Regions from separate parts of the Mus musculus genome. Here region 1 is linked to region 2. A link is a contact called in ENCODE Hi-C data. All regions are on one chromosome and are shown on one strand. The core of a region is the stretch at or near the end of the contact, and the rest is flanking DNA. Distances in the headings are between cores, read along the strand shown.

Region 1 (6,336 bases), core at 1,359-3,858, 1.2 Mb before region 2:
GTCTGCCATCGGCCACTCTCAAAATGCTGCAGCTTGCCTGGGGGAGGAGAAGGAGCCCACCGGATGCCGGTGGGTGTTGTGTTATCTTTGAGAGTGTGTGGTCCGGAGGACTGTCCACCACTGCCTGGCAAGGTTAGAAAGCCTGGGCCACCAGACGTCAGAACAAGGTGGAGTCTTCAACAAATGGTTCACAGGACTTGTCTGCCTCAGAGTCAAACTCTAGTCCCATCTCGGGTGAGGTATCCCAGAATCCTAAATGTGTACCCTGTACCCTTCACACTGATCCTGAAGGGTGTTCTGGAAGCAGCCAGTTACATCTTAGGCAAATGGGAGGGGGAGCCTTACCTCCTACCCGCCGGCTCCAGGGACTGTGCTCCAGCAGTTCCACCAAGAGGCAGGGCAAGTTGTGAGTCCTGAGCATGCGGTTCAGTGTGCTCAGGGAAAGGCTAGAGGTAGGGTAGAAGGGTGGTCAGCAGAGGCCACGGGCCAGGACACACAGCCCCTTGTTGTGTGCTCGCCCCCGGGCCTTGGAGGGTGGCCCACCTATCCACGCAGTCTGTGATGTAGCGAAGCACCGAGAGGGCTTTCAGGGATATCTCAAATTCCATCATCTCCGCCTGCTTTTGCAGCTCCTGATGGTGCGGGAGAGGGGGGTAGGGGCACAGGCACATAGCATTCACCCTGCCTGTGGAGGCTGGAGAGAACTCACATCGAGATTTTGTTAAGTCCAGGAAACCGTAGCTTACTTGCATAGGGGTACTGTCCTGGAACTGTTCTTCTTCAGACAGGTCACCACCGCCTTTCCGGGCCACTAGCAGTATCAGCTTGCGGTGGCAATAGTCTACTAGGTCCAAGACCTTGTCATCAGCTGACTCACACACCTCCTGGGGGGGTTCAGGGAGGGGATATTTCTGGGGTTCGATGCCCTCCCCGGCCGACATAGCCCACCAGGCTCAGGCCTGCAGAGTAGTGTCTCACCTTGTGGAAGAACACTGTCTCTAGGAGATTGATGATGGAGGCCTCATGGTGTACCTGTCGAAGAGGACGGGGCTGGGCTGAGAGGGAGAGACAGGGACTGGCTGTTAGCTATCTTTCTCGGCTCAGGACTCTGAGGGCCCAGCTCACCACCATGTATATGGGGAAGGTATTCTGGGGCTTGAAGTCCTCCAGCCGGCACAGCACAGGGAAAACCTTCTGTTTCCACATCTCCACCGCAATCAGCTCCTCCACCAGCGTTGGGATCTGCGGAGGACGGGGGAGAAGCAGGGGTGAAATGGCCCTGCCTTGGTCCCTCAGCTTTCCTGTCCCAGCTTTAGCCTGTCTTAAGTCTCCAACTCTCTTGGGTTTCCTCTGAATGGCCTTTACTGCCATTGCCCTCTTGCACCTTACCCCACCCTCCGTCCAGGGATACCCCACTTTAGGGCAGCTCTGCTCTTCCTGTCCTTATTCTGGTCTTTGTCACCTGGCCTTACTCTTACTTCAGCCCTTTACTGAGCCCTGTTCCTAGACCAATCCCTGCTACCCAGCTCTGCCTTTCTCTTGCAGGAGAACTAGGGCCGCCCTTGGCCCAGCCTCCAGCCAGGCATCTTTCCCGGCTTCTACTTTCTCCTAGTGTGCTACCTTCCCCATTTGGAAAGCCTCACTTCCTCCTTAGAGAGGATCTCTTTGGCCTTACAGTCAATTCAGGCTCATGTCAGCACTTGAGCACTCCCCCTGGAGCCTAGGATCCATGGCTCCATCCACTCTCGCATCCACTGAGGGTACAATAGGAAATGTAGCCAGCCAGGTACAGCGAGGCATGCCTGCAGCCCCGGCACTTGGGAGGCAGACACAGTTAGGCTAATGGCCATCTGGGCTACAGATCAACACCTTATCTCAAAATAAAACAAACATATTTTTCTTTCCCACTTAGGTGTACCAGGCCTGAAGGAAGAACAGGTGCTGCCTAGTGTCCCCAAGAGGTACAATAGAAGGCAGGAATCCTGCCTGGGACCTGGACGTACCTTCCCATGGTTGATTAGCAGTTCCTGGATGGGCTCAGCCTGGCTGATAGTTGCATCAAGGATGGCTTGCATGTTCAGCTTCTCCAGGCTCTCATGCTGCTTATTCCACCTGCCCCCGAAGGGATGTATGTACATTGGGTGACCAGATGTGCAACGGGAGTGAGGGTGGGGTTGGATCCTACTGAAGACTACCATGATCCTGTCCTGGGGCCAGAGGGGCACGGGGGCCATACGCTTCTATCTCAGAGAGCTTTGCCTACCCACCTGGAGGCCCCTCCACACTGGCAACCCCTTCTCCAATGTCAGTTCCAAGCTCCTCCACTAAAAGACCAGTGACTCCACCTGTGGCGGCTGCCTCACCCTTCAGAGCCCATCTCCCGAAGCTGGAAGCTGCGCAGGCCCCGCACCAGCACCTCAGCCTCCCCAGGCAGCAGCAGTTCCAGGTCACCCATGCCAGGGGCTAAGATTCCTTTGGTTTTGGGAAGCAACCCGAATAGGGAAAACTGAAACACTTAGGACTACAGAGTCCAGCGGTAGGACCAAAGTCTTGGGACAGGGCAGTTGCCAAGCCGTTGAAGCGCTTGAGTCGTCGTCGCCATGGAAACGAGGGAGCTTGGCGCCTGCGTAGTTTTGTCTCGATACCGCTCTTGCCACGCCTACCTCACCGCCAATAAGCAGCCCCAGATGCCAGACCCACTCGCCACACCTCCCCAGGGCTTGCACAGCTGTGAGTGTGCAACTCCTGCAGCTGCACTGTCTTAGCCCCTCAATAGGGTAGCTACCGCGGTCTCAGCAGCTGAGTCTTTCAGTTTTTCGTTTTTATGACATAGGCTGGCGTGGAACTTCCTATTTATACCGAGCTGGCCTTCAAATCAAAGGGTTCCACTGGCCTCTGTGTGCTCTGTCTTTCTAGTGCTGAAATTAAGGCATGCGTTACCAGGCTCAGGCCCGCAGCCAGGAGTCCTAATGATGTGCACCTAACATACCTCCCTCCAGAATGGCGCTGGCTCCCAAAATACCAGACCACAGCGGCTTACCAGGAAGAACCTTCCTCCCGCCCTCTCTCCTACCCACGTGCTTCATTTTTTTTGTCCCATTCTCTTTTATTTTAAAAACGTTTGTGTGTGAGCCATCTCCCCAGAACCCCATCCTCTCTTTGAGATGGATTCTCATTATATAGCCAAGACCGACACGGAGCTCGCTATAGAGCCAGGGCTGGTTTAAGCTTTCCTTCTTCTTGGTCGGCTTCCCCAGTGTTGTGGATTGAGGCGTGCACCACCGTGCTTGTTTTCCACGTCCCAACCTCATGAGCTTTCCCTGAGTTCCTCCTACAGGCTTTCTGAGACAGGGTTTGACTATGTCAGCCAGGCTGGCTTTAACTCTGTATAGTCCAAGCTGTCTTTGAACTAATTCACTTGTGTCAGCCTCCTTAGTGTTAGCATCACAAGCATGCGCCACCATGTTTGGGCCCTTGCCTTATTTCTTCTGGAATAGTCTTACTCCTTCAAGGCTCAGTCACTCAGATCCTCCTTGGCCATCTAATACAGAGCAATTTTTGCTCCTGTCCCAATATATTATATCCATCTTACCTGATTCTAGTTCTTTCGGTTTATAGGCCAGAGCAGTGCTCATAGCTGAGAACTTGCCTGTCTAGCATGCACAGAGCCTTGGCTTCAGTCCCCAGGACTGCATACGTGGGGTGTGGGAACATAAATCTATAATCCTAATTAACTAACTCAGGAGACCAAGGCAGGAGAATCAGAAGTTCAAATCAGGAAGTTCCAGGCCACTCTGTGCTTTATAACAGCCCGTCTTAGCTCCACCTCGTACTGACCGCCAAAAAATAAAAATAAAAAAACAAACAAACAAAAAGTTAAAAATCTAAGTGTGGCCAGGCATTCCAGCGCCCACCTTTAATCCCAGCACTCAGAGGCAGAGGTAGTCAGCTCCCTGACTGAGTAGGCCAGCCTGGGCTACGTAGTGAATCCCAGGACAGCCAGAGTTACATAGTGAGACTTTGTCTCAGAAAAATCAACCTCCTTCATCCCTCAAAACCCAAAACAAACCAACCAATCAACAAACAAAAACCTTCAGCCTGTTTGACATTTTTGCCCACTAGATGGCGCTCCAGCCAGCCCAGGCCAGTTGGCATGGCTTTCACATTCACTGGTCTTTAGTTGTTGGCTGAAGCAGTACTCAATATTCCACAGGATGAAACACATAACTTTATTTACAAAACCGAGTCTCACCCTCCAGACCATATGTACAACCATACTTGTCTAGCTCCAGTGGACCAAGGAGGCCTTAGTAGGGGCAAGTAGCCATAGTAACATGTTCCAGCTAGCCAGCCTCACTTCCAGCAGATGATGATGTTGGGGTCATTTTCTAGTCGCTCGTCCAGCTCATGGTAGCTCATGCCTGGGGCAGGGGGGTGGGGAGGAGGTGTGAGCAAGGCAAGGTCAGCTGCCCTGGCATGGCCACTCAGCCCTCACCTCACCCAGCCTGCCCTGCCTGCCTCCACCTGTCTTGCAGCAGATCTCATCATAGCTGTGACAGCCCGTGTAAAGCCTGGCAGGGTGGCTCCGCTCCTCCCGAGACACTCGGACTGGATATTTCTGTAGTCTCCGGATAAGGTTCTTCATCAGCCCAAACTGGATCAGCTTCCTGAGCGATTGTGGGGGAGAGAGGTGATATCCCGGACACGCTAGCCCTGTGGTACGTTATGGGCTAGAGAGACCTCCAAGCACACCCTCTGCCTGGACAAGCAGGCTTCATACTTCTACCCTCAGGGAATCCCCTGCTTCTTATTTGACTCAAGGCTCTTCCAGAGAGACCCAAGACAGTCCAACCCGCCATGCCCGAGAGTGCCCGTCTGACCTTTCATCAACGTGTTGTAACTGCTGGGGGTGGCGGCCAATGAGGTCTCGCACAGTGGTACCAGGGCTCAGGCTGCAGTATAGCTGGAACACATCTCGGAGACTGGCCCTTTTGTGTCCTGCGGGTGCCAGGGTTAGTCCGACATGGTCCTGTCCTTCCCGGATTAGTCTCCCGCCAGGGACTGCCATTACCTTGCTTGGTGACGTAGGACAGACATGCCTCCTGCAGGGACTTGTCATCCACCAGATCCTGGACTTTTGGTGTTGGGCAATACACATTGGAGTACTAGAACACAGCAGGGGTCACAAGGGCCTGAGGGATGTCCTTGGGAGTCTGGCTTGATCTGGCTCAGCCATACGGGTCACATTTTACTTAACTGCATCCCAGACTCACCTACCTGGAGGATGGATACCAGTGTCACAACACCATAGTACCTAGTGAGAAAGAGCTCTGCTTAGCTTCTAGGCGGCGAGCCTACCCTCCCTCATACTGAGCATCCTTTAGGTCTCCTCGGGCACGGCTCCGTAACAGGCATTAACCGGATCTTCACTCACAGCAGGTTCTGAATGGCGATGCGCACCAGGTTGAGTTCCACGTCTGCCTCAGCGGAGATCTTCTGGACATGGCGAAACCCGTCAATGTAGGGCAGGATCTGTACCGGGCAAGGCAGGGTCAGCAAGGGTCACCAAGGCGAAAGTTGTGGATAGCCCAAGGTGGGCATCTCCTAAGAGAGGGCTAGCATACCTGCTGTGTGGTAAGGTCCCACTGTGAGCTGAAGAAATCCTCCTTGTCCTTTGTAAAGACGGGCACATCATACTCCTGCGCAACAGGAGGGTCTGGCCGCTGCTCGATCACCTTCAAGTGGATGGTGTTGGATTCATCTGCAGGGGACCCCACCCACATCCTCAGCGTCATCTTTCCCAGGGAGCCCTCAATTACTATCTAAAATCTCCTAGCACTAACTGAGGTGGATCTCGGGAGGGTCATTAGTCCTTTTGTTGTTGTTGTTGTTGTTTGTTTTTCAAGACAGGGTTTCTCTGTGTAGCCCTGGCTGGCCTGGAACTTACTCTGTAGACCAGGCTGGCCTCGAACTCAGAAATCGGCCTGCCTCTGCCTCCCGAGTGCTGGGTTTAAAGGCGTGCGCCACCTCGCCTGGCCCCATTAGTCCTCTTTTATGGAGTGAGAAGCTGAGGTCCAGAGAGGGGGATGACAAGAAGAAGAGCTGAAGAGCTCTGCTGGCTGCTCCCCCAACCCCAGCCCCATTGTTCCCTGGACCCTCAGATGTCACTGTGTCAACCCATGGCTATTTCCTGCCCACCAGCTTATTCAAGAATCTTTGCCTCTGCCAGTGGCTGTGTCCTGCTACTTCCCCAACCTTCCCTTGTTCATCTGCCGTCCTGGCAGAGGCGGCCGTACCAATGGGCAGAGTGCAGCGGCCGGAGGCATTCAGCTCTTC
Region 2 (5,685 bases), core at 1,011-3,510:
AGGGCTGCCATCCGACTCAGTGGCACTGCTGGGCAGCTCTCGGTCCGACTCGCCGTCTGAGCAGTCAGAGCTGATGCGCAGGCCCCCCAGGCCCAGCACGGAGGTGGGTGGCGAGCCACTCGGGGAGGACGAGCTGTCCACGTTAGTCTCACAATGCTCGGAGTATTCCGTCTGGAACTTGTTGAAACCACCTGTGGTCAGGGCAAGATTGGGGGTGGTGGGTGGTGGGGTGTCTGGTGAGTCCAAATGGGCCACAAAAGACTATTAACGGTCAGGACTCACACAACATGTCCATGTCAAAGGACAATGTGACCATGCCTAATACATCACACACGGACTCACTCATGTTCTGGCCATCTAAAAAATCACCACTTCACAGTTAAGGGAACTGAGGCTTTGAGTGGGTTCTGTAACTGTTAAAGTATACTGGCCCTATGGCTTGATATAGAGCACCTGAGGTCAAGTACCAGCTCCTTTCTCTTCCATACCTCCCACATACATCAACACACCTGAGTGCTTGCTCAGTAGTGGCCAATGGGCAAAGAAAGGCCAACAAACCCATCGCAGGCCAGCACCTGTAGGTCAGCAAACCCCTATTCCAAAGAGAGAGGAGCCAGAACACCTATGGGCCTGTCAGAGGCAGAGTCCAAGCAACCACACTTGGGGAGGGTGGTGTGAAGTCCCTTTCCCCAGCAAGAGGGGAACCGGGTACTAGCGATTCACCTTCCCTGGACAAGCACCCGACACACTGCATGTGACTCAAAGAGAGGGGCCACGGGGGCTAGACAAGGACAGGAGAGACAAGGAACACCATGAAGCTAGACATGGCCCTGCGGCACCCGAGGGTGCCGCAGGACTCCCCTCCCCTCCCAGCCTGTCTGCTGCCAGCAAGAGGCCATTTTGGAATGTTAATTGGAAACACCGGCTGCAGCCAATAGCTCCCCTCACCCCCTGGCCCGCAGGCAAGCTGCCTGTCTCCCCCTTCCATAAACTCAGGGGCAGCGAACTGAGGCCCATTCCCCATTCCCCAACACACACACACACTCACACCTGGGCCACTGCCCACACATCTGCAGAAGTGCCTCCAAGCCGTGATTCTGATTGATAGGGGCCATAGTGGGATCCCAGAGAAACCATCATAAACGGGCCCATGCACTGGAGGGTGGGTGATACTGAAAAAGGTACCTTCCCGATCCTATCTTCCTAATGACATAAATTCCTGTGGGCCCTGCTCTTTTCTGGGTTCCAGTACCGATCTCTCCCTTCCTCCGAGCTCAACTGGAGCCTGTGCGCTGTTGTCTACCCATCCACAGAGAAAAAAATTAAATAGGAAAGGGAAAGTTTGTTTCAGCCACTGAACGGTGCTGAGAAAGAGAACACAGATCGGGTTCCCTGTGCCTGGCTAAATCCACACCTTAGGGGATGGCTCCCAGAAGGGCGGATTCGGACCAGGGGCGACGTGGCGCCCGGCCTGGCCAAGCGAGTGGAAAGGAAACAGCCTGCAGCGAGGGCGCCAGGGAGCAGAGGCGCAGCCCCAATACCGCCTGGGGTCTAGGTTCTGTCCTCACCTTGGAGGTAGTAGGCCTGGCAGCCGTCGTCTCGCAGCTTCTGCAGGAGCAGGCCGAGAACGGAGGCGGGGGCGCCGGGCTCGGGCTGCCACTCCGCCGTGGCCTCGTCGTAGAGCAGCACGGTGGCCGCCTTGCAGCGCGTGGCGAAGCGCTCCTTGTCGGCATGGTTGGGAATGATGGAGCGGATGGGCAGGTTGCCTTTGCGCAGGCGGCGCAGCATGAGACCCGGGATGGCCAGGTTGATGGCCGTCTCAATGTGCGACGATTCGAAGAGCTCGTGCGGCCGGCAATCTAGCAGCAGCAGGGACGCGCCACCGCGCGCCTCCAGCTCCTCCTGCAGCCACTCGGCGCTCTTGCAGGGCATGGCCCCCGCTCCCGTCGTCGCTCCCGCTCCGATGCCTGCGCCGGACCCAGATCCCGCACCGGGCTCCGACCCCGCCCGAGTGCCCCCAGCCGCCGCCGCCGCCGCCGCCCCCGAAGTCGACATGTGCGCCCGCACTGGGGGCCCGCGGAGCTGGTTTTTCATGGGGATCCCGGGGCCGGGGCCGGGGCCGGGCAACCCAGCCCTGGGACGGCGCCCCGGCCGCGCTGGCCCCAGCCGCGTCTCCGGGCGCCCGCCTCCCGCCGAGCCGCGCGCCCGCCGCCCCGGCCTCCCAGCCTCCGGCCTCAGTCCCGCCCGGCCGGCCCTCCGCGCGTGCCGCGGCCTGACAGCCCCAATTAAACCGCGGCTCCGGCGGCCGCGCGCCCGGGCGTCCTCCGGGAGGCGGGGCCGTGAGGCCGGCGCCTGGGCTTAAAGGCACCGCGCCTCCGCAGCCCCTCCCCCGCAAGCGGCGCGGGAGCGCCCTCGGCCGGCTCCTACGGGCCCGCCTAGCCGGGACCTGGCTACCACCTGCCCAGGGGCGAGCCAAGGCGGCCTCGCAGATCTCTGGCTGAGCGCCTACATCTGTGCCTTGCAGAAAGGCTGCACTGGGACCCCACCTAACATTTACAGAAGCAGAATTTCTTCAGGATTGGGGGCAGGGGGCGGTCACCCAGAGCCAGTCTTCCCTCCTCTTGTCTGTTATCCTCATTCATTCTCTGATAGCGTTCATTCAACAAATGGAAACTGAATTCCTACTACGTGTCGTGCTCTGTGTTAGGCGGTCTTAGTTTCAGATGACCGCATCATCCCAACCCTTGATGGCCATAGGTTCCAGACCTGAGTTGGAGGGTCTGCTGAGGGAATAGGTGACTTGGGTTGGGGGGGGGGTGTTCAAGGACCGCTCTCGCAAATCGCAGGCAGAAGTGGAGGAATTCTGAAAGGACCAACCCTGGGTAAGGGAACGCGAGCTCTTTAAGAAAGCTTTTACAAGTGCGGTGGTGACTGGCCCGGAGTGAAGCGCCACGTGACTTTCCTATTGGGGCGGGTAGGAGGGAGGGAGCGCTCCATAATCAGCTTCCCTTCGCCTACCTCTCTCTCCAGGCACCAATCAAGTTTCGCGGTAGGCGGGCACGCGCTCGGCAGATAGTCAATCGCCGCCGAAAGAGGCTGCGGGGAAAGGAGGCGGGTCCCGCGGCGGGTCCACCCAGCTGGAAGTGGGCGGGGCCTCGTCCAGCGTGCTGTTCGGGCTCTCAGGCGGGTGGGGCTCAGGAGGTACGTGGCTCTGCAGGTAGGGCTCAAACAAAGCGGCAGGACCGACCGCAAGGTTTTGACCAGACCAAGGCGGTCTTTCCTTGGAGGGAGCTGTTCCTCCCAAGCCCCGAGTGCATTCTCTTAACAGGCTGGGGATCCCAACTTGAGGCTTAGTCCCTCACTCCGTCCCGGGCTAGTCATCTCTGAGCCAACTTGACCCTAACCCGGGATTGCGGTGTCAGGGGTGTCCGATCGGGCTACAGTTTCAATCTCCATCTCCCAATTAAATGTTCTCCCCCCTCCCTTTTTTTCTCAGCCGCAGGAGCCCTCTTCTACATTCGCTTAGAGAAAGGCCACAGTAGGGCAGCCAGGGAGGGTCTTGTCAGGAGGGGTTGTAGATATAAAGAGCTGACCCTTTTGTGAGTACTGTCCTGGACACAGCTGGTAGACAGCTTCCAGAGGCCAAGTGTTAAGTCCCAATCTGTCCTGCCAATTGGTGATGTGTGGTATATCCTGAGTACCAGTCTCCCTTCTTGGTTTCAGTTTTGCTAAGCGCTAAGCAGTGGTGACCGGGTTTCCTGTGTACTCTTGGCTGTCCTGGAATTCTCTCTGTAGCCTAGGCTGGCCTGGGTGCCTCTGCCTCCCAAGTGTTAGGATTAAAGGTGTGCACCATCACCTCTCGGCTTCTTTTAAATTTTTTAAAAAGATTGAAGTGTTTTCTCTATTTGAATGTCCATGGATCACAGAGGCCAGAAGAGACGGTAGGATCTCACAGAACTAGGATTACAGATGATTGTGAAGCGCTGTGTGGTGCTGCGAATCAAACCCAGAGAGAGACCTTTCTCTTTAGGAAAGATGGGCTCAGCTGATTTCATGATTTCCTAACATGCTGTTAGGGAGACATCCCCCCCAGAGGGACAAGCCAGAGTCACATTAACAAGAGTCTCCTGCTGTCCTCAGGCAAGGCTGGGTCCCATTGTGTGCAGACATGCTTGCTTCTGAGGGTCTCTGAATGGAAGGTGGGGAGAACTGGCTAGGTTCTGCCCAGTGATGGCTCCATTGAAAGAAGACATCTTTTGGGTGCACCCATAGTTCCACCCCATGCCCTAGAGAAAGGCTAGAGAGCCTGCCATTCCTTACATTAGCCATGATGTCTCACTGGCTGGCTTTCTCCCCTCTGGAGTCCCTCAAAGGGACACACACCTGCAGGATGCTGGAAACTGGAGCGGGCCCCCAGTGGGGGAGGGGTGTACTTGAGTAAGTATGGAAAAAGCATCAGAGTTTGGATGAGGGAGGCCATATGGGGAGGGGTTGACTATGGAGACAAAGAACAGCAAAGGCAGCCTGTGAGAGATGCTGGCAGGATCAGGGCCTCCACCCACCCAGGCTGGAGGGAAGTCCCAAAACCTTGCTTCTGAGTGGATACCCAGAACCCATGAGCCTTCCTCAAAGGGACTGTGAGAAGGCCCTTGGAACAGATGTTTGTTTGTTTTGCTGGAAACCTGGTACCTCATTCTCTTTAGTCCCTCCTGCATCTCAGAGAAGTGCCTAGCTTACCAAGGTGTCCCTGAGGGAAAGGAAGAGCAGACAAAGGCTTCCCTCACAGGTCTGCACCCCTGGGATAAGCAGACCCCAGAAGGTGGTTTGTAGGTGGGTTTACCTTAGCTCTTTGCAGGCAGAGCACACTTCCAGGCCTTTGCACCGTTGTGACAAGAATTCTTGAGGAGATCTCAACAAACACATCTGCCTCGCCCCAGCTAGGAAGCCTAAGACAGACCAAAGTATGGATACCACCAAAGTTCAACTTGGTGAAGCACGAGTTTTATTGGGGTCACTTACAGGGGCAGAAATGACTCAGAGAACGCTGTATCACCAAAGCCCACTCCAGCGAGGGTGACAGTTCACAAAAGCTGGGAACTTGGAGCACACTGCACACAGCCTACGGGCAACTCAACAGGTCGGAGAGAGTCCTTTCCAAGTGACTCAGTGGCTCCAGACCTCTTCCAGGTAGCTCGGCCAGTTTCTGCTGCTTCCAGGCCGCTGTTCTGGTCTCGAGAGTCTTCTTTGCCTCCGGGCTCTGGTCTTCCTAGAGGGACTCTCAGCTTTTCTTGCTTAGTCTGATGGGGAGGGGCCTAGTGAATCTGGTCGGTGTCAGGGACTTCCTGAAGCTATTTTGAGTTGTTTACCTTCCTGTTTAAGTAACTTCCCTGAAGGATGGAGTATTTCAATCCCAGAGGAAACTGTTACACAACAACTGTCAACTACAAAACTCAGACTTTTTTTTTTCCCCCCTAGCCTTTGTCTACTCTCTGATCTCAGCTTAGGTGTCCCTGTCCAGATTCGCTGCTGTGAGCTTGCAGGACCCTTGTCCCCATCCGGTCTGCGTTCCATCACAGCTACCAGGCAACACCTCTACAGACTTCTTCAGTCTGGATGCCCAGTGGCATTTGTGGTCCTCCACTTCCTCTGTCCCTGTCTCATCCCTAATTACCTGGAACCCACAAG

What was found. A loop is a pair of places that touch in the nucleus more often than their neighbours do.
Region 1: a loop to region 2 is called in a map of regulatory T cell, with 4 times the contacts of the local background. The contact joins the promoter of Zmynd10 here to the promoter of Dusp7 in region 2. A Hi-C loop is called at or near these places in 2 of 37 maps with a recorded cell type or tissue (T-helper 1 cell and regulatory T cell).

What each region holds. Positions count from the first base shown.
Region 1 is chr9:107,543,576-107,549,911 of GRCm38, reverse strand. Zmynd10 (zinc finger, MYND domain containing 10) reads right to left here and starts at 2,608. Exons shown (of 12, transcript NM_053253.4): 1 at 2,364-2,608; 2 at 2,004-2,112; 3 at 1,126-1,242; 4 at 979-1,032; 5 at 747-884; 6 at 544-632; 7 at 346-446; 8 at 1-37. The coding sequence starts at 2,455. It overlaps Gm34106 (predicted gene, 34106), which reads left to right. Exons shown (of 2, transcript NR_168657.1): 2 at 1,913-2,344. It overlaps Nprl2 (NPR2 like, GATOR1 complex subunit), which reads right to left. Exons shown (of 11, transcript NM_018879.2): 4 at 6,297-6,336; 5 at 5,625-5,761; 6 at 5,435-5,532; 7 at 5,278-5,314; 8 at 5,072-5,165; 9 at 4,881-4,998; 10 at 4,525-4,667; 11 at 4,206-4,421. The coding sequence ends at 4,354.
Region 2 is chr9:106,365,207-106,370,891 of GRCm38, reverse strand. Dusp7 (dual specificity phosphatase 7) reads right to left here and starts at 2,260. Exons shown (of 3, transcript NM_153459.4): 1 at 1,569-2,260; 2 at 1-191. The coding sequence starts at 2,094.